Linked DNA regions of Homo sapiens: region 2 is linked to region 1. Evidence: chromatin loops called from intact Hi-C (ENCODE). Cell type or tissue: mammary epithelial cell. All regions are shown on one strand. Links, peaks and the distances in the headings refer to the core of each region. The heading gives the core; the rest is flanking DNA.

Region 1 (11,034 bases), core at 1,136-9,135:
CCAGTATCCTACGCTCTCTTGGTTTTCCTATCTTTCTGGTAGCTCATTCTAAGTCTCCTCATCCTCTCTTCTACCTATGAAGGTTGATGTCCCTCCAAGGCACTGGGAACTGTTCTTCTCTTTCTACCTACTCTCCTGGGATGAGCCCATTCATTCCTATGGCTTTCCATTCCATCTAGATGCCAGTATCTCCAGTTGTGACCTTTCCTACACTTAAGACTTAATAATTTGCATGAATCTCTAAGAGGCATCTCAAACTCAATATTTTCCAAAGCAAAATCCTGATTCCCTGTCACCCTCATGCAAAACCTGATTCTCTCCCTGTGAAATCCATCTCAGTCCATGACATCACCATTCACTCCATCGTTCAGGCTCCACACCTACTAGTTTCATGCCCCACATCCAACCCATCAACAAATCTTGTCAATTTGGCTTCTAAACCGTATCCCAAGTCTTCCCACTTCTCTCTACTCCTACTATTCCACTATACTTCCATCCTTCTCCGTCTCTTTCTTGGATGATTGTAGTGGCCTCCTAGAATCCAATATCCACATGGCAGCTAGAGTATCTTCTTAAAAGCATTAGTTGGATTGTGTCATTCCCTACTGGACTATGGAAGTCTGCCATGTTCTAGTCCCTGCCCCTCTTCTATCTCTCTTGCTGACTGTGCTTCTTTATTGATTCTTCCAGCACATTAACCTCATTTTAGTCTTTTATACTAACTGTTCTGCCTGGAATGTTCTTTCTGTCCTCTACTTTATCTTCTGTTTTTTTGTTTTTTTTTTTTGTTTGTTTTTTGTTTTTTTTTGAGATAGAGTCTCTCCCTGTCACCTAGGTTGGAGTGCAGTGGCGCAATCTTGGCTCACTGCGACCCCTGTCTCCCGGGTTCAAGTGATTCTTGTGCCTCAGCCTCCTGAGTAGCTGGGATTATAGGTGCATGCAACCACACCCGGCTAATTTTTGTATTTTTAGTAGAGAAGATGGGGTTTTGCCATGTTGGCCAGGCTGGTCTCAAACTCCTGGCCTCAAGGGATCCACCCGCCTCAGCCTCCCAAAGTGCTGGGATTACAGGCATGAGCCACCGCGCCTGGTCCCTCCTTTATCTTCTTATTGCTGGTTCCTCATCATTCAGATCTCAGTTTAAATATCTCCTCTTTGATGACCTGATCCAAAATAGCCACCAGGTTACCTTCTATATCATCTCACCTTACTCTAATTCTCAATGCTGTATTTATTATCTGTTAATTTCCTTGTTGATTTGTACATTTATTGTTCTCTTCTCCTCCTTCCACCCTCCTCACACTAGAATGTGAGCAGGGTCCACATCTTTACCCCCAGTGCCTAGAATAGTATTTGGCATGTAGTATTCAATTTTGGTGTTTAATAAATATTTGATGAATAAATGATACATTTAATCCTTCATGCATGATTCTCAGCACATGGAAGATACTCACTAAATGTCCTCTTGTTGTCTTTCCCCAAGAGTACATTCTTGTGTCTGGGGCTAGTCTAGAAGTTTCCAGTGAAGACAATCATCTGATAAAGAGATTCATATTTCTGTGTTAGGATCCTGATTATTAGGGTTTCTAGACAAAGGGGAATTACATTTTACCAAGAAAAAAACAGTGATAGAATTCCAGGGATCATTAGTGTCACATTTTTCAGTGTGGGACTTTCCTGGCCCTCCTAACTACAAGACTGGTTCTCAGATTCCACAAAATCGACATGTTTTATCTTGGGATTCTGTCGTGTAAATTTTTGAAACACTTCATTTGGGAGGATCACGTGGATTTTTAGGTGGGAAGAAGGGGATAGCAAAGGAAGTGGCATTCTTCTCTGCCTTTGTTAATAGTATCATTTCCTGTGCCCATTTCAACGTTAGCTCTGGTATAACACAAGTGATAAGCCGTGTGTGTTATTGAAATCTGAGAAAAGGGCACCAAAAAATGTTTAGTACTTTGTACTGGTCTAAAATTCATGACTTGAATATGTGGGGAGAGAGTGAGGAAGATTGGGAAGATGTATACTGAAGTGGTTTCCCTTTGAGGTATTATTTGAAGATTGGTGTGATTTTTGGGAAAGCTCTTGTAGTGGATTTTAAAGCTTCCAGGAAAAAATCTGTACCAATGAACACGACTAATGATTTTGTCAGCAGATGATTCGCTTTTTGACAGAAATATACCACATGTTTTTGGGGTATTTGGAGAAACCATCACCCTTGACCCAGTAGGATTTTTTTTTAAACTGGGCCAAATGCTTATTGTATTCACAGTTCATACATGAGTCAAGAGCTGGGCGCCATTACTCAGCTTGTGATATTGATCACCTGTTCATCACGATTCATCATTTCAAGCAGCCATCCTTATGAAAGCAGGCAAGTGTGTCAAGTAGTATTTCATGGACATATTTAGAGCGTTCTTCTTCTTCCTTCTTCTTTCTTCTTCTTCTTCTTTTTTGAGATGGGGTCTCCCTATATTGCCCAGGCTGGTCTTGAACTCCTGGGCTCAAGTGATCCTTCTGCCTCAGCCTGAGTGTTACTCTCTTTGACTTATCCATAAAAGTGGATCCAATGTGTCTACATATATTTTTTAAATTAAACTTTTATTGAAGTACAAATTATACACATTACAAATGTACAGCTCAATGAATTTTCACAAACTGTGCATATCCCTGTCACCAGCCCCCAGATCAAGAATCCCACACAAGCAGCCTTTAGAAGCCCTCCTCTTGCCTCCTTTCACTCACTGCCCCCCAAGGGTGACTACTGTTCTCCCTCAAATGCCACATATTGTGCCTGTTCTTAAATTTCCTATATGTGGTACCAGACAGGCTACCTGACTTCTGCTCAGTATTGTTTGTGAATTTCCTCCATATCGTTGCATGTGGTTATAGTTGGGTGATTGTCACTGCCGAATAATATTCCGTTGCATGATTACCATGGTTTATCCTTTCTACTGCTGATGGCCTTTGTTTGGTTTCCAGCAGTTTTGGCTTTTATGAGTGGTGCTGTGGGTGATTCTCTTGCCTATCTTGTAGTGAACATATATGTGCATTACTACCAGGTAAATACCTAAAAGAATGCTTTAAATAGATTATTAATAGTTTTTATGGTTACTGTCAATTATTTTCTCCTCTGAATGCAATTAGGATTAGTAGCCACCTTTGGACATAACTCACACATCTGTATCCATAGACAATGATGAGACTTTCTTTCTGTAACTTTTTTTTTTTCTTGAACTCCTCAAGCAACCTGCCCGCCTCAGCTTCCTAAACTGCTGGGATTACAGGCATGAGCCACCGCACCTGGCTTTCTGTAACTTTTTTTATTAAGTTCTAGCATTAGTTGTTTTTACACTTTAATTTTCTTTTTTCTTTTTTTTTTTTTTTTTGAGACGGAGTCTCACTGTCACCCAGGCTGGAGTGCTGGAGTGCAGTGGCGCGATCTCGGCTCACTGCAACCTTGTGTCACCTCCCGGAGCGATTCTCCTACCTCAGCCTCCTGAGTAGCTGGGACTACAGGTGCGTGCCACCACACCTGGCTAATTTTTTGTATTTTTAGTAGAGACTGGGTTTCACCGTGTTAGCCAGGATGGTCTCGATCTCCTGACTTTGTGATCCGCCCGCCTCAGCCTCCCAAAGTGCTGGGATTACAGACGTGAGCCACCGCGCCCAGCCTATACTTTAATTTTTTTCTAATAATTGGTTTCTATGCTGATTTTTTCCTTTACCAACTACCTATATCATATCATCATTTTAAAATATCTTAAGAATTTTAGCTTGCTTTTTCTTTTCCTGCCTGCCCCCACCATCCCCACCCCCAGCTGTATTTCTTTTGAAATGAAAAAAAAAAAAAAAACAAAAAACAAAACTCCTGGAACTGCTGAATGTGTTTTGCAGATATAGAGGTAAAGGTTTACCACCCGAATAGCTTTAGAATGGTACAGGCTTATTCAGCACTGATTCCTAGTCTTGCCAAGGAAAAGTAAAAAGGACAAAGAAAGGAAGAAAGAAGGAGGGTTAAAAAACTAAATTATGCTTTATTTTGTGGTGTATTGGTTGACAGTAGTATTTTTCTCTGTCTCCTCTCAGCTAATCTGGTCATTTGACCAACTGGATAGAGCAAATATTGTCTGAAATGAAGCAAATACATTCCATTTGATTTTGGTGGGAGACAAATTTTTAGGCAGGGAAAACGATTAGCAGATAGTGTCATGCACAGCAGTGCCTTTCAAATGCCAACATGCAAAACGATTGCCTGGGGATCTTGTTAAAATGCATATGCGGATTCAGCAGGTTTGGGACTGGCCAGAGATTTCTGCATTGCAGCTCCTAGGTGAGGTGATGCTGCTGTTGGGGCGGGGGAGCTGCACTTTGAGTAGCGAAGCTTTAGAACATAGCTGCCTCCATGTTCCTGGGGATTATATGGAGCATTTGCCCGTTGCCCACTGATGGATGATAAACAGCTCTCCCAAGTACCCCTCTGGGCTTGTCCTCTCAGCACTGCCGGCAGAACCAGGTTGTGTGTAGCCTGCATTAAAGCAGCAGACAAAGCCCAGGGCTCTTCTTTTTTTTTTGAGACAGAGTCTCACTCTGTCACCCAGGCTGGAGTGCAGTGGCATGATCTCGGCTCACTGCAACCTCCACCTCCCGGGTTCAAGTGATTCTCATGCCTCAGCCTCCCGAGTAGCTGGGATTGTAGGTGCCCGCCACCACCGCCCAGCTAATTTTTGTATTTTTAGTAGAGACGGGGTTTCACCATGTTGCCCAGGCTGGTCTCGAACTCCTGGCCTCAAGCGATCTGCCCACCTCGGCCTCCCAAAGTGCTGGGATTACAGGCGTGAGCCACTGCACCCAGCCGCAGTGCTCTTTTTTTAACCTGGAATAGCAACTTCTTTCAAATCTCCCTCACCTGGACTCTCCTCAAATATCTCATAACACCTGAAGAAAAACCACTAACCTCAAACACACGCCAAACCGAAACACACACACACACACACACAAACACACACTATCCCAGATACTGACATGGAGAAAGGAGTGGGGTGGGGCAGGCATTAAGCCACTCTTTTTTCTCCTGGCTTCACTATCGCACACTTCCTCATTCATTCCAGAGCAACTAGGTGTCTGTTTCAACATCCCTGGCCCCACCATTATAGTACACACCAGTCACCTTCCAGCCACGAGCTGCACATTTCTCTGTGGGGGCCCTCTTTACACATCCATGCTGCAGGTTGGAAGTGCCAGGGAATTAACAGCTCCCACCCCACCCCAGGAGCAGCCTTCAACCAATGCCTGATGCAAGTCAGTGGATCCATACCCTCAAGTGGGATAATTCAGACCGGTGTTCTACACTGGCTCCCAGAATTCCCCAGAAGGACTAAACTCCCATTGCCCCCAGTGGTGACTGGCTTGATAACGCCATCTATTGGCTGCCTTCCTGCCCCAACTCACGTGTCCATTCTATCTGTGTTTCCTGGGGTCACAGCCCAGATAAACTACTTATCTCGAATATGTGCCAAAGAGTTACCTTCTTCTTCTTCTTCTTTTTTTTTTTTTTTTTTTTTTTGAGACAGAGTCTCGCTCTGTCGCTTAGACTGGAGTGCAGTGGTGCGATCTTGGCTCACTGCAACCTCCGCCTCCCAGGTTCAAGTGATTCTCCCAACCCAGTAGCTGGAATTACAGGTGCACGCCACCATGCTAATTTTTGTATTTTTAGTAGAGACGGGGTATTTCAGCTAATTTTTGTATTTAAAAAAATTTTTTTTATTATACTTTAAGTTCTGGGGTACATGTGCAGAACGTGCAGGTTTGTTACATAGGTATACACGTGCCGTGGTGGTTTGCTGCACCCATCAACTCATCACCTACATTAGGTATTTCTTCTAGTGCTTTTCCTCCCCTAGCCGCCCATCCCCCTACAGGCCCCCGTGTGTGATGTTCCCCTCCCTGTGTCCATGTGTTCTCATTGTTCAACTCCCACTTATGAGTGAGAACATGTGGTGTTTGGTTTTCTGTTCTTGTGTTAGTTTGCTGAGAATGATGGTTTCCAGCTTCATCCATGTCCCTGCAAAGGCCTATTTAACATGGCCTAAATAGCAACTAATTATAGTTGGATGATTGTCACTGCCAAATAATATTCCACTGCATGACTACCATGGTTTATCCTTTCTACTGCTGATGGCCTTGTGTATAATTTGTACTACAATAAAAGTTTAATTTAAAAAATATACATAGACACATTGGATCCACTTTCATGGATGAGTCAAAGAGAATAACACTCAGGCTGAGGCAGAAGGATTGCTTGAGCCCAGGAGTTCAAGACCAGCCTAGGCAATATGGGAAGACTCCATCTCGAAGAAGCAGCAGCAGCAGAAAAAGAAAGAAGGAAGAAGAAATACAAAACACATAATTTTTGTATTTTTAGTAGAGACGGGGTTTCACTATGTTGGCCAGGCTGGTCTCGAACTCCTGGCCTCAAGCAATCTGCCTACTTCGGCCTCCTAATGTGCTGGGATTACAGGCATGAGCCACCACGCCCAGCCTTGGAGTTACTTTTTTTTTTTTTTTTTTTTTTTTTGAGACAGAGTCTCGCTCTATCACCTAGACGAGAGTGCAGTGGTGTGATCTTGGCTCACTGCAACCTCCACCTCTCGGGTTCAAGCGATTCTGCTCCCTCAGCCTCCCAAGTAGCTGGGACTACAGGCACCCGCCACCACCCCCAGCTAATTTTTGTATTTTTAGTAGAGACGGGGTTTCACCATGTTGACCAGGCTGGTCTTCAACTCCTGGCCTCACTCAAGTGATCCACCCACCTTGGTCTCCCAAAATGTTGGGATTACAGGCATGAGCCACCACACCCAGCAGAGTTACCTTCTGAAGGAACCCAACTAAGGCAAAACTGGTCAACAGTCAGGAATTCCTTTTGTTAATTTTAATAAAATCCTATTATAAAAAAAGGGGGAGCCCCATGGGGTTTCTTCTGAGGGGCATCTCACCAGTATCTAGATATTTTGTCTGCGTGACACCAAACAGTCAGATGGCTGGAAATAAGCCTGATAATGGAGAGAATGCTTCTCTGTTCCCGGGCTGTTTTGGGATCTGGTCAACAGAGTTGATTTTCTGGACACCCCAGTCAAGCTAGTTCAGGTCTTTTTGACCTGTACCCAGAGGGTGTATCTCTGAGTTCTGCCTCAGAAGCTTGATCACATCCCGGGGGCTCCTACAAACCACATCCTGGCTGCAGCCAACTCCCTTCCACAGGCCTCCCTCACTGAGTTTCTCTGTGGTGGGTTCTCTGCATAGCCTCTTGGGATGAGGAGTCCTTCTCAGACCTTTACAGAACAGAGCCCCTGACACTCAGTTTCAAGGGCCTACCTACATCCGTTTCCGAAGCTTTGCATCGATGGTCACTGCTCCTCTTAGCCATGTCCTCAGCTTTCTCCTCCTCCTGCCTTCTTCCCCAGACTGAAGTGGATCTGAACCTTGGCACAATCTATGCCTCTTAGTGCATTTTAGGGGATTTTAGGGCTGCCTGGGCCCCTCTATATGTTCAGACGTGTGATAGGACCCAGCCTTTTCCCCTCAAGACCTTGTATTTGAAATTCCCCATTCTATGGTTTGTCTCATCTTTGGAACCCACAGCAGGCAGAGATGTTTGGGAGGGTGGCCTCACTGGGCACACTGTCCTGGATGTCTCACAGTTTTGCATACCTCTGCCAGGCTGTGCTGCCCCCAGGCCAGACTCCTGTTTCTCTGTTTGGGCATCTTGGGGGTCCTAATTAGACACTTAGTCCTTTGGATTTGGTATTTTGAGAGTACACGTGGTATCAACAGGGCTAGCTTTAATGTTAAAACATCTATTAAAACAATAAGGGTGGATGGCTAGGTGACTGCTACTGTTACTAAAAGAGGTCCCGATCCAGACCCCAAAAGAGGGTTCTTGGACCTCATACAAGAAAGAATTAGGAGCAAGTCCATAGAGTAAAGTGAAATCAAGTTTATTAAGAAAGTAAAGGAATAAAGAATGTTTGCTCCGTAGGCAGAGCAGTGGCATGGGCTGCTCGACTGAGAATACTTAGAGTTATTTCTTGATTATATGCTAAACAAGAGGTGGATTATTCGTGAGTTTTCTGGGATGGGGCAGGGAATTCCCGGAACTGAGAGTTCCTCCCCTTTTTACACTGTAAAGGGTAACTTCCTGATGTTGCCATGGCATTTGTAAACCGTCATGGCGCTGGTGGGAGTGTTTTTAGCATGCTAATGCATTATAATTAGCGTATAATGAGCAGTGAGGACAACCAGAGGTCATTTTTGTCGTCATCTTGGTTTTTGGTGCATTTTGGCTGGCCTCTTTACCGCATCCTGTTTTATCAGCAGGGTCTTTGTGACCTGTATCTTGTGCCGACCTCCTGTCTCATCCTGTGACTAAGAATGCCTAACCTCCTGTGAATGCAGCCCAACAGGTCTCAGCCTTATTTTACCCAGTCCCTATTCAAGATGGAGTCACTCTGGCTCAAATGCCTCTGACACTACCCTGTAACTTTCTTAGTCAACTTGGGCTGCCAGAACAAAATACCATAGATTGAGTGGTCTAAACAACAGAAATTTATTTCTCTTAATTCTGGAGGCCGAGAAGTCCAAGATCAAGATGCTGGCATGGTCAGGTTCTGGTGAGTTCCCTCTTCTGGGTTTATAGACAGCTGCCTTCTCACTGTGTCCTCAGTTGGCAGAGAGAGGTGGGGGAAGCGGGGAGGGAGAGGGAGAGGGAGAGACAGGTTACCCTGGGGGTTAGGGCTTCAAAATATGAATTTGGCAGGAGGGACACACAAGTCCACAGCAATAACTGTGCATGACTCCACCCCCATCTCCCCACCCCCACCAGTATCTCATCTGTTGATCTGGCTGAAATCTGAAATTCCACAATTAGAGATTCATTTCCTTGGTTTAAAGTGTTATAATTTAAATGAGCACAGAACCTGGTCGATGGGCCTCCATGCGAGGCCTTCTCCTGAGAGCCAGTGAAAAAGTATGAGGTCACTGGGCACCTACAAGTTGGGAATGGCCCCCACCTAGAAGACACAAAGAGTACTAAAGAGGAAATTGATTTTCTTCAAGTGAGGTGGGCTTGTTAACTTTGCCAAGGCCTGTCCTAGTCCTCAGAGTTATGTTCATATCAGTTCCTGCAAAATACCCCTTAAAATAAGAGAAATGAGTCCTTCATCTTGCTTTTTTGCATCTATGAGTGATGTGAAAGACATTGCCTTTTAAAGAGGGAGTCCAGGCCGGGCGTGGTGGCTCACACCTGTAATCCCAGCACTTTGGTCTTGAACTCCTGGGCTCAAGTGATCTGCCTGCCTTGGCCTCCCAAAGTGCTGGGATTACAGGTGTGAGCCACCACACCCGGCAATATTTTCACCGCAATACTTCATCTTCCTCCCCTACTAACATCCAAATGGTACCTGAAGTAAAGCGAGCCACTTCTTATGGCTTGTTATTGCTGGGAACAGCTGCTTGTGGATAATTAGCTCAGGCAATCAGAACACTGGGTCAGGAAATCAGGCACGTGGGTCTGACTCCTGTATGGCCTTTGCTCTTGGGGACCTGTTGAGGGTGGGTCACTGCTGGTTCAGTATGTGCTGCATGTGGAATTCCATCCCCTTTGAACCTGTACCATTAATGGGGTAACAGCTGGAGGTGCTTAACTTTGGCCCTGCATCAGTTTTCAAAAGTGCATAAAGGTAAGCACTATCCTGAAACTGTTGTTTATCTTTCTCATACATTTCTTTTTTTTTTTGAGATTGCGTCTCACTCTATGGCCCAGGCTGGAGTGCAGTAGCTCCATCCCAGCTCACTGCAGCCTTGGCCTCCTAGGCTCAAATGATCCTCCCATCTCAGCCTCCCAAGTAGCTGAGACTACAGGTGCACACCACTAGGGTCGGCTAATTTTTGTATTTTTTGTAGAGAAAGAGTTTCACCATGTTGCCCAGACTGGTCTCGAACTCCTAGACTCAAGTGATTCGCCCACCTCGGCCTCCCAAAGTGCTGGGATTACAGGCGTGAGCCACCGTGCCTGGCTATCCTTCTAATACATTTCTTTATATTTTCCTACATAGGAATATGTCCTTAAGCAAGAGAGAATGCTACTCGCATGCCTTTTAAGCTTTATAAGATTGGTGTGTTTTTTACTTTCACATTTTGCAACTTTCATCTCATTTAATACTATTTTTGTGAGATTGATTCTCTTGGCTACATGTAGCTCTAGCTCATTTTTCTTCCTTTGCTTTATCCACAAACCACTCCCAGAGAACAACTGAACTCACAGTTGCCAGGGTGGGGGAAGAGCAGGAATTACACACACACACACACACACACACACACACACACACACACACAATCTCATGATTAGTTGATTTGAAACACACCTCAAGCTATTCTCATAACTAAATCTTAATCCAACCAATAATTCCTTTAGATTTTAACCACTTAACTTTGGAAATTGTTTTATAAAGCTCTAGTTCTTCCATATGTTCACAACTCACAAAATTGGTTTTGCAAATAATCCTTTTACCCTTTGCCCGCGAGGAATCGCAAAGCTGAGTTTGCTTTCATTTGCCATCGCTTTTCTTCCCGTTTTCAGATGTCGTTATCTTTCTGTTTCCTTTTTTACTTGGCATAGATTTGCCTTCCTTTCCCAATAGTATGTCCAACTCTTTCAAAACCTCTCCATTCATTCAGCCATGCATTCTTTTCACATATGTTTATAACATCCCTAGTATGTGCCAGGCACTTTTGCAGGCACTGGGGACTCAACAGTAAACCAAGCAGACAAAACTTCTGCCTTCGGCAAAGAAGCTTATCTTCCAGTGAGTGAAGCAGACGGTATTTGAGTAAAATACACGGTCAGTTAGATGGTGTTAGGTGGTGTCTGTGGAGGAAAATGAATCTTGGGAAAGAGGCACAGGAAGCCGTGAGGGGTTGCAATTTTATATAGCATTTTTCTAGGCCAGGGGTTGGCAAACCATGGCCCAAGGCCCT
Region 2 (11,034 bases), core at 2,080-10,079, 120 kb before region 1:
GATAGAGCAAGTCCCTGTCTCAGAACAAAAACAAAAACAAAAAAGCCAGCTTGCTTTTTCCCCTCCTATGTCTAGTAAGTTGTTGCATCTAAGAAATAGAGTGGCCTCATTCTTTTTCACAGCTGTGTAGTATTCTGTTCTTTGAATGCGATGTAATTTCTTTAACAAGTGTTACACTTGGGTTGGGGGTGGGGTTCCCTTCCTTTTACAGCCTTTCACCAAGAGAACATTTAAGCTGGGTGGGCTTCAGCTGCAGGTAAACGGTTTTAATTTGCTTCCATATACTGTGATGTTTTCTGTGTATTTCCAGATAACCTGGCATCTGGTGAGCGTGTAGTTCTAATTCCTCCCTTTCTCTCTGGGAGGCATTAACCCCACCTATAAGAACATTTTTTGGGAATGCAGAGTCTTCTCTGAGATTAAAGGGAACACCAGTCACATGGCAAAATGTGCTACAGAAGTTAGGAAAGAGAAAAAGTACTGGAAATGTTATGTAGTTTTTCCAGAACTCTTAGAGGCCTTACTTGAAAAAGGAATATGCCTTGGCATTTCACACCATTTTTTAAAAAGGATGAGCAGAACACCCTGTAACTGCCCCCTCTCAAAAATGTAGCCTATGAACGTGCCCCTGGATTAATGATACCAAATAAGTGGGGATCAACATTTTTTTTTACTCAACAAATATTCATCACGTGCCTACTATGTACCAGATACTGGGGATATACATCAGTGAATAAAATCTCATGGAGCTTAAATCCTAGCAGAGGCCCTATATTAGTCTGCTAGGGCTGCCATAGCAAAATACCACAGACTGGGTGGCTTAAACAGCAGAAGCTTATTTTCTCACAGTTCTGGAGACTGGACGTCCAAGATCAAGATGTCACAGGGCTGGTTTCTCCTGAGGCCTCTCTCCTGGGCTTGCAGAGGCCCGTCTTCTCACCGTGCCCTCACAAGGCACATGCCCATTGCCTCTTCTTCTTATTAGGATCCCAGTCAAATTGGATTAGGGCCCACCCTAAAGACCTCATTTAGCCTTACTCACCTCTGTAAAGGCCCGGTCTGCAAGTACAGTCACATTCTGAGGTATTGGAGGTTAAGGCTTCAACATATCAATTTTAGTGTGGGACATAATTCAGTCCATAACAGGCCCCCATCTAAAAAGTCTCATAGCTACATGCTCGAAGTAGCACTTCTCAAACTGTAATGTACATATGATTGCCCAGGGGGCCTGATAAAATGCAGATGTTTTTGCTTAGGATTGTCTTGGCTATACGGACTCTTTTTTGGTTCCACATGAAATTTAAAGTAGTTTTTTCTAATACTGTGAAGAAAGTCAATGGTAGCTGGATGGGGATAGCATTGAATCTACAAATCACTTTGGGCAGTATGGCCATTTTCATGATATTCATTCTTCCTATCCATGGGCATGGAATGTTTTTCCATTTGTTTGTGTCCTCTCTTATTTCCTTGAGCAGTGGTTTGTAGTTCTCCTTGAAGAGGTTCTTCACATCCCTTGTAAGTTGTATTCCTAGGTATTTTATTCTCTTTGTAGCAATTGTGAATGGGAGTTCACTCATGATTTGGCTCTCTGTTTGTCTATTATTGGTGTATAGGAATGCTTGTGATTTTTGCACATTGATTTTGTATCCTGAGACTTTGCTGAAGTTGCTTATCAGCTTAAGGAGATTTTGGGCTGAGATGATGGGGTTTTCTAAATATACAATCACGTCATCTGCAAACAGAGACAATTTGACTTCCTCTCTTCCTATTTGAATACCCTTTATTTCTTTCTCTTGCCTAGTTGCCCTAGCCAGAACTTCCAATACTATGTTGAACAGGAGTGGTGAGAGAGGGCATCCTTGTCTTTTGGTGGTTTTCAAAGGGAATGCTTCCAGTTTTTGGCCATTCAGTATGATATTGGCTGTGGGTTTGTCATAAATAGCTCTTATTATTTTGAGATATGTTCCATCAATGCCTAGTTTATTGAGAGAACAAAGCTGGAGGCATCACGCTACCTGACTTCAAACTATGCTACAAGGCTACAGTAACCAAAACAGCATGGTATTGGCACCAAAACAGATATATAGACCAATGGAACAGAACAGAGGCCTCAGAAATAACGCCACACATCTACAACCATCTGATCTTTGATAAACCTGACAAAAACAAGCAATGGGGAAAGGATTCCCTATTTAATAAATGGTGCTGGGAAAACTGCCTAGCCATATGTAGAAAGCTGAAACTGGACCCCTTCCTTACACCTTATACAAAAATTAACTCAAGATGGATCAAAGACTTACATGTAATACCTAAAACCATAAAAACCCTAGGAGAAAACCTAGGCAATACCATTCAGGACATAGGCATGGACAAAGACTTCATGTCTAAAACACCAAAAGCAATGGCAACGAAAGCCAAAACAGACAAATGGGATCTAATTAAACTAAAGAGCTTCTGCATAGCAAAAGAAACTATCATCAGAGTGAACAGGCAACCTACAGAATAGGAGAAAATTTTTCCAATCTATCCATCTGACAAAGGGCTAATATTCAGAATCTACAAGGAACTTAAATTTACAAGAAAAAAAACAACCCCATCAAAAAGTGGGCAAAGGATATGAACAGATACTTCTCAAAAGAGGACATTTATGCGGCCAATAAACATATGAAAAAAAGCTCATCATCACTGGTCATTAGAGAAATGCAAATCAAAACCACAATGAGATGCCATCTCACACCAGTTAGAATGGCAATCATTAAAAAGTCAGGAAACAACAGGTGCTGGAGAGGATGTGGAGAAACAGAAATGCTTCTACACTATTGGTGGGAGTGTGAATTAGTTCAATCATTGTGGAAGACAGTGTGGCAATTCCTCAAGGATCTAGAACTAGAAATACCATTTGACCCAGCAATCCCATTACTAGGTATATACCCAAAGGATTATAAATCATTCTACTATAAAGACACAGGCACATGTATGTTTATTGAAGCACTATTCACAATAGCAAAGCTTGGAACCAACCCAAATGCCCATCAATGATACACTGGATAAAGAAAATGTGGCACATATACACCATGGAATACTATGCAGCCATAAAAAAGGATGAGTTCATGTTCTTTGCAGGGATATGGATGAAGCTGGAAACCATCGTTCTCAGCAAACTAACACAGGAACAGAAAACCAAACACCCCATGTTCTCACGCATAAGTGGGAGTCAAACAATGAGAACACATGGACACATCACACACTGGGGCCTGTCGATGGGGAGGGGCGCTGGGGGCTAGGGGAGGGATAGCATTAGGAGAAATACCCAATGTAGATGACGGGTTGATGGGTGCAGCAAACCACCATGGCATGTATATACGTATGTAACAAACCTGCACATTCTGCACATGTATCCCAGAACTTAAAGTATAATTTAAAAAAAATGCAGATGTTGATTCATAGATCAAGGATGGAGCCTGAGATTCTGCATTGCTAGCAAGCCGGGTAATGCTGACACTGCCCATCCATGAACCACAGTCTGAGCAGCAAGGCAAGCCTTCCTCTGCAATAGTAAGACTTTTTTTTTTTTCTTTTTTGGAAACGTTTCGTAAGTGGCCTGTCAACAGCTTTACGAGAATAAGGAGAAATTTTTCCTGCTAATTCATTATTCGGGATGATAACATACCAAGGGCTTTCCAGAAGGTCATCTCTGCAAGCTCAATGGATCACATCAACTCCTTGGGGATGTCAGTTTTCAGCAGTCAGCCCTTTTATTCCCAGATGCTGAGTAGGGGGTTGTCTCGAACCCCACCCTTTACGGGCACTAGTCCCCAGTTACAAGCAATAGCCAGGGGCTTAGGAGGAAGCTTTAGAGTCACCACTGGCTGGTGCCCCCAAGCCTGCTAAAGCTGGGAGATGCCCTGGAGGTCGTTGACAACAACTCACTTCCCAATGCCTTTTGAGAGAGAAAAGAACTGGAGGCAGACCTGTGAAGGGTCCAAGGTCACTCCGCCGGTGAGGGTAGGGCCGGGCCCAGGATCCGGGACCCCATTCCCTAAAGCAGTGGTTCTCAACTCTGGCTGCACATTAGAATCTCCTGGGGAGCTTTTCAAATGTTCACGTGTCCAGGCCCTGCTCTAGACCAATTAAATCACAATGTCTCCAAGATGGGCCCAGGCAGACTTTTTTTTTTTTTTTTTTCCAAAAAAGCCCCCACTGTGCGAGCCTAATATACCACTCTTTGAGAACTACTGTATCGTCCAAAAGCAATGAGTCTGGCACCTGAGCACGCATCACAATCACCTGGAAGTTCTGTTTAAACCACATATTGCGAGACCGCAACCTAAGTTTCTGAATCGCTAGGTCTGGGGTGTGGTCCAAGAATCTGCATGTCTAACAAGTGGAGTGATGCCGCTCCCACTGGTCTGTCCTTGAAGCTATCCCTGTGGCCCCTTCACAGGGTCCCAAAGGCAAAGCTTTGGTTGCTCCCACTTTTGGTACCCACCTCTCTGCCGGCTGTTCTTACTTCCTTTCTCCTGTAAGGCTAACTTAACCATCGCTTGTTGCAGATTTTCACCTGGCTTGATTTAATTAGAAAATACTGGGGTCTGAGTAGACCAGAGAAAACTTGCTTTTGTTCTAAGCTCCCTGTCCTTCTTTGGAGTGAAAGAAGAACTTTGCTTATTCTGAACACAGTGTGTCAATTTTAAGACTTTCTCCAACCACCCCCACCCCAACGCACACACATTTCTTTATGTTCTGTGTAGATGGTGTAAGCTCGATTCCAAACTGATGGACTAGGTTCTAAAATATACCAACCCCGAACACTTGGTCTCCTAGATGTTTGCCAAACCAAATACAAAGGCGTGGCTACCTCATCATTTTCCCCCATCTGTGGCACTTTCCAGATCCAATTAATGGCAGATTTGTGTGTGAGGAAGATTCCCCTGCTGCGATTTGAACTGAGAGCCTGAGAATTCCACTGCCAGAGCTTCAGGCCCTAGAGCTAAGGATGGAGATGTGGTTAGGGTAGAGGACTTTTTCCATCCTTGCTATGATGGCTCGGAGAACTGAAAGGGCATGCCCCATAGCAGAGGGTTGAAGGGGACCAGCAACCCTTCCAAAGAGGTGGGCTGTGCTAGAGAAATGCTCCCAAGCCTCGGGAAGGGCCATGGCAGTGGTGACTGGGCCATATGCCAGGGGATGAGCTTTATACCACCTTTGGTGCCATCTCAGAATCTCCAGCCCATGCCTTAGCAGCACGCATAGGCAGAAGGATGTGGTCTAGGCACTAGACCCCGGTTCAAACTCTCTCCCTGCCACTGACCCATTTGCAAACTTGAACATGTCCTTACTCTTCTCATCCTCAAAATGGGCATAATATTTACAGGTTCATTGTGAAAGTTCGCATATAGTATGTAAGTAGCACACAGTACAGTGCCTGGAACACAGCAGGCACCCAGTCAGTAGCAGTTTTTAGTTTTCACTATTTTATTACCTCAAAATCAAGCGTGGATTGAGACGGGGGTAGGTTCACCAGATTGGGAAAATGTCACTCTGATAGCTTTTTCCCATTATTCAGACAGTCTGAAGAACACATACAAATGCAGTGGAAAAAATAAAAAATGAAGCACCTGTCGACTTGGATTCTAGTTCCAGCAGACACGTAACCTTGGCAAATCAGTTCCTTCTGTTTTCTCATCTGTAAAAGGGAGGAACTGTGACCTGTCAGGCCCCTTTCACTCCAGTGTTACATACGTATCCGTGAGGCCATCAAAATGGCACAAAAGCTCATTGTTTAGAGTCCATTCCTTAAAGCACTTGCCAGACTTACTTGATAAGAATCACCTGGGATGCTTTTACACTTACAGGTTTCTAGGGTCTTTCCCTAGAGTGGCACTATCCAAAAAGCAACCACAGCCATACGTGCCCAGTAAGTACTGCAAGTGTGGCTAGTTCAAACTGAGATGTGCCATAAGTATAAATACACAAATAATTTAAAGACATCTCATTAATAAAAGTTTTGTATTGCTCATGTGTTGGAATGATAATGTTTTGGATATACAAAGAAAATATATTATCTTAATTGTAAATAATAAATATATCATTAAGATTAACACAATCAATTAAAATCAAATCTATTGGAATCTATTTAAATAAAATCTAATATTAAGGCTGGGCACAGTGGCTCATGCCTGTAGTCTCGGCACTTTGGAAGCCAAGGCAAGAAGACTGCTTGAGCCCAGGAGTTTGAGACCAGCCTGGGCAACATAGTGAGACCTCGTCTTTACAAAAATTTAAAAAATTAGCCTGATGTGGTGGCGCACGCCTGTAGTCCCAGCTACTTGGGAGGCTGAGCTGGGAGGATCGCTTGAGCCCAGGAGGTCAAGGCTGCAGTGAGCCGTGATCACACTACTGCCCTCCAGCTTGGGTGACAGAGCAAGCCCCTGCCTCAAAAAAAAAAATATATATATATATATATATATATACACAATTAAAATTAAATAAATATGTTATTTAAATAATATCGAATATTAAAATGAATATCACCTATTTCTCTTTTTTATAAACGTGATGACTAGAACATTTAAAATCACATATGTGGCTTGTATGATATTTCTATTGGCTAACGCTGCCCCAGACGTAAGAATTCAGTATTTATGCTAAAGTTGACAGAATCTATAATTTGACACTTGTCCCAGGTGATACTTGAGCTCACCTCCACCTGGAAAACAATCTTTTAATGAAGCAAAACAAATCTCACAGCTTTTGGTAAACCTCACAACCTTCATTGAGAACTCATAGGCCTCAGATGGATGAAGACATTCTTTTGGAATAGGTTCAATCTGCTTAGGCCTCCCTTTTCTCCACTTTGCTGTTAAGAACCCTGCCAGTGACTTGGTCCTGGCATGGGAATGATTATACATATTTCTTTAAAATGGAGGGAGTCAGGCTGAAAGGGTTCGAGAAAGTAGGCTTTGTACTGTCGTCTGTGGTCTTGGTGTTCCTGCCGCCTCTCGCCACTGTAGCAGCTTTCAAGCCAACAAGACATTGTCTTTGGGTGATATCTGGTTAAAGCTAGGTGGCAGCAGCAGCATAAGATGACAAGGCAAGAAGCCAGTTTCAGGAGATAGAAAAGAATGTCTCACATCCCCAGACTTCACCCACTTTGCTCTTGTCTGCACTGAGTAAGCGCATGGAAGTCTGGCCCCTGAGCAGGTGAATTCGAGAAGCAGAAGTCATGCAACGCTGGAGCCTTACATGGAGGGCTTGGTAGGAAACTCCACTTCACTTCCAGGTGAAGCACGGTGGGGTCTGCCCACACCCACGGCATCCACAGTTCTTGGCCACTCCCGGATGAGCCAGTCCCCTGATTCAGCGCAGTGCAATCTTGCTCTCAGCTACATTAGGCCCCCGGCTCGTTGTGGAGGGATCTGAGGGGTAATGTCGTGTCCCCTCCCCGCCTGATGCATGCCTTGTGCAGAGGTGAAGGACAATAACTCTCTGTCAAGCCTCCACTTCACTCTTTGCTTGTGGGGACTTTGTTCCGGGAGGATGTATTCATCAAGGTCTCACTATCCTAATTTTGTTGCATTTGATTTCCTGTGAATTTTTAAAACTGTGGCCACTTGAACTCTCCCGCACCCCCTAAAACAGGGCTGCAGGCAAAATAAAGATATTTCCAAATACAGCAAGTCCTCACTTCACACTGTCAATAGGTTCTTAGAAACTGCAACTTTAGGCCGGGCACAGTGGCTCACGCCTGTAATCCCAGCACTTTGGGAGGCCGAGACGGGTGGATCATGAGGTCAGGAGTTCGAGACAAGCCTGGCCAATATAATGAAACCCCGTCTCTACTAAAAATACAAAAATTAGCCAGGTATGGTGATGCACACCTGTAGTCCCAGCTACTCGGGAGGCTGAGGCAGAAGAATTGCTTGAACCTGGGAGGTGGAGTTTGCAGTGAGCCGAGATCGCCCCACTGCACTCCAGCCTGGGTGACAGAGCGAGACTCTGTCTCAAAAAACAAAAGCAAAACAACAACAACAACAAAAAAACTGCAACTTTAAGTGAAATGACATGTAATGAAACCAATTTTCTTTTCTCATCAATCATCAATGTTATAACAAAATGACATTGAACAAAACAACATTATTCAAGGACCTGCTGTATGTCATTTTGATTAAAGTCTCTGTTTCCAAGAACCTCCCAATGACATTAAGTGAGGACTTACTATACTGAGAATTTGGCACCAACAGACTTCCTCATAAAAGAACTTGTACAGAATGTACTGTGGACAGAAAAGGTGTGATCTCAGATGGAAGGTTCAAGATGTAAAAAGAGAAAATGAGCAAATAAAGTAGTAAATATGTGCGTAATCTAAAACATTGAGTTCAAAAGCAAAAAGATCTTAGGGTTAAAAAAATAGAACAATGACATCCAATAGCAGTAGTAAGTAAGTCAGGCAGATGGTGATTAAAGTTGAAATTCTCTAAAGTTCTTGTGTTTTTAACAGGTAGAGGTCTTAATTTAAATATTGATGTTACTATTTGCATATCAAAATTTATAGGATGACTGCTAAAGCAATAGAAGTTGTACTAGAAGAGGCTAATGCTTTAAAAAAGAGATTCAAAAATATAAAATGGCGGAAACACAATGGAAATGTATTTCTTACTCCTGTGACAGTACTGGGCAGGTGAAAAGGTCTTTGGAGTGGTTCTTCCTCCACATAAATTTGTTTTCTGGGAGATTTGTTTCTCCACAGAGATTTCTTTTTCCATTGCTGTATATCACACTGTCTTCATTACTATAGGTTTCAAATAGTTATTGATAATGGGAAAATGAGTTCCTCCTCTTAGTTTTCTTTTATTAGGTGTATCTTGACTATTCCTGCTTCTCTAATCCTCAACAAATATTTTAGTCAGCTTTTCAAGTTTTACAAAAAATACCTTTTGAGGTTTTCGTTGGAACTGTATCAAACTATATATCAACATGTTCATAGTATTGAATTTACTCTTTCATAAACATGCTATTTCTTCTCAATTATTTAGACTTTCCATGCTTATTTACAATGCAGAATTTTTTACTTTCTCATCAAAATTCTGACATATCTTTTGTCATGTTTATTTTATGGTATGCTATACTTTTAGAAGCTATAATTGTTTTACGTTCTCTGTTGATTGTTATTGTATATAAATGCAATTGCTGGCCAGGCACAGTGGCTCACACCTGTAATCCCAGCACTTTGGGAGGCAGAGGCAGGCAGATCACTTGAGATCAGGAGTTCAAAACCAGCCTGGCCAACATGGTGAAACCCCGTCTTACTAAAAATACAAAAAAAAAAAATTAGTGGGGCGTGATGGCACATGCCTGTAGTCCCAGCTACTTGGGAGGCTGAGGCAGGAGAACTGCCTGAACCCAGGAGGTGAAGGTTTCAGTGGGCCGAGATCACGCCACTGCACTCCACCTGGGTGCCAGAGTGAGACTCCATCTCAATAAATGAATGAATAAATAAATAAATGCAATTGCTTTTTGTAGGTTGATTTTTTTTTTGCTACAGCAAAACTACTAAATTCTCTTATTAATTCTAGTTTTTTTTTTTTAGCTTTCTATGCATACCATAATGTCGTCTGTGACCAATACATTTTTGTTTCTTTTTAATCCTTATACCTTTTGTTTCTCTCTCTTTTCTTACTGTACTGGTTAGAATATGCAGTCCTGTGTTGAAAAGAAGTGGCTCAGCCTGGACAATATAGCAAGACCCCATCTCTACACAAAATTTAAAAATTAGCCAAGTGGCGGCACACACCTGCAGTCCCAGCCACTCGGGAGGCTGAGGTGAGAGGATCACTTGAGCCGGAAGGCCAAGGCTGCAGTGAGCTGTGATTGCACCACTGCACTCGAGCCTGGGCCACAGAGTGAGACCCTGTCTCAAAACAAAAAAGAAAAGAAGTGGTTATAGCTGCCACTTTTTGTTGTTCCTGATTTTAAGGGGGGAATACATTTAATGTTTCAATATTAATTATGATATTTGCTGTATAGTTTTGTAGATACTCTATATCCAGCAAAGGAAATTTCCTTCTTAACTTGCTAAGAATTTTTATAATTAATGGATAATGTCCTCAAAAAATGTTTTTCTGCATCTATAGAAATTACCATGTGCCCTTTCTTATTTATTTTGGTACTATGAAGAATTGTATTAATTGATTTTCTAATCAATTAAACCCTAAACTGCTGAGGAAAAGTCATCGTGGTCATTTTTGTCATTTTTGTATATTGCTAGATTTTGTCTAGGATTTTTGCATCTACATATTTCTGAGAAAACTAGGCTTGTAATTTTCCTTTGCCATGTTCTCTCATATCCTCTCTGTCAAGTTTTAGTATCGAGGTTATGCTAACCTCAAAATGAGTTGGCAAGTGTTCCCTCTATTTCTATAATCTAGAATACTTTGTATGTGATTAGAATTGTTAGTTCCTTTATTATTTAGTAGAATTCATTTGTAAAATAAGGAGCTAAGTATCCAACTTCAGTAGTGAGAAAAGAACAGGATAACCCGAAGAAGGTAAAAGGAAGAAATTATAAATATAATAACCAAAATAAGGAAATGAAAAACAGAATGTTTTTCTGTTGACAAAGGAATGTTGACAAAGCCAAAATTTAGTTCTTAAAAAATCCAAAATAGGCAAACATATAACAAGATTAATTCAAAGAAAGAAAAGTGACAAGAATGAACCATATTAAGAATGTAACCATAGATCAGTAGTTAAAAATATAAACAACTGATTCAGGGGATCATGGTGGATGGGAGGCAGGACTAGATTGCAGCTCCAGATAGAGCAGCGTGTGGAGGCTTGCACTGTGAATTTTAGCTCCAGATTGACTGCAAGAACGAAGCAGCAGTTCTGTGGGTCCCCGGAGGACCCACAGACCCTTTGAATGAAGTGAACTGCTCCTGCAGGACCCGGGAGACCCCCCAAAACTATGAGTGCCCCAACTGCGGAAGTGGGAAAGGGAGACCCTCCTCTGCCGAACACACCCCCGCACTGGAG

What was found. Peaks named below come from ENCODE experiments on the same cell type or tissue, not always from the same donor. Only the 100,000 strongest peaks of a DNase experiment are listed, where the experiment ranks them.
Region 2: it touches region 1 in a loop (11-fold over the local background); 2 of 110 quality-filtered maps call a loop at or near these places.

What each region holds. Positions count from the first base shown.
Region 1 is chrX:19,100,460-19,111,493 of GRCh38, reverse strand. All of the region lies in intron 1 of ADGRG2 (adhesion G protein-coupled receptor G2), which reads left to right. Among named protein-coding and RNA genes, the nearest start is that of ADGRG2, 16 kb to the left of the region's middle. RefSeq lists an enhancer at 3,872-4,501. In mammary epithelial cell, for the core only: no CTCF peak of the experiment used is centred there; a DNase peak (open chromatin) is centred at 5,013.
Region 2 is chrX:19,222,152-19,233,185 of GRCh38, reverse strand. No RefSeq gene overlaps it. Among named protein-coding and RNA genes, the nearest start is that of ADGRG2, 110 kb to the right of the region's middle. In mammary epithelial cell, for the core only: a CTCF peak has its summit at 7,066; no DNase peak of the experiment used is centred there.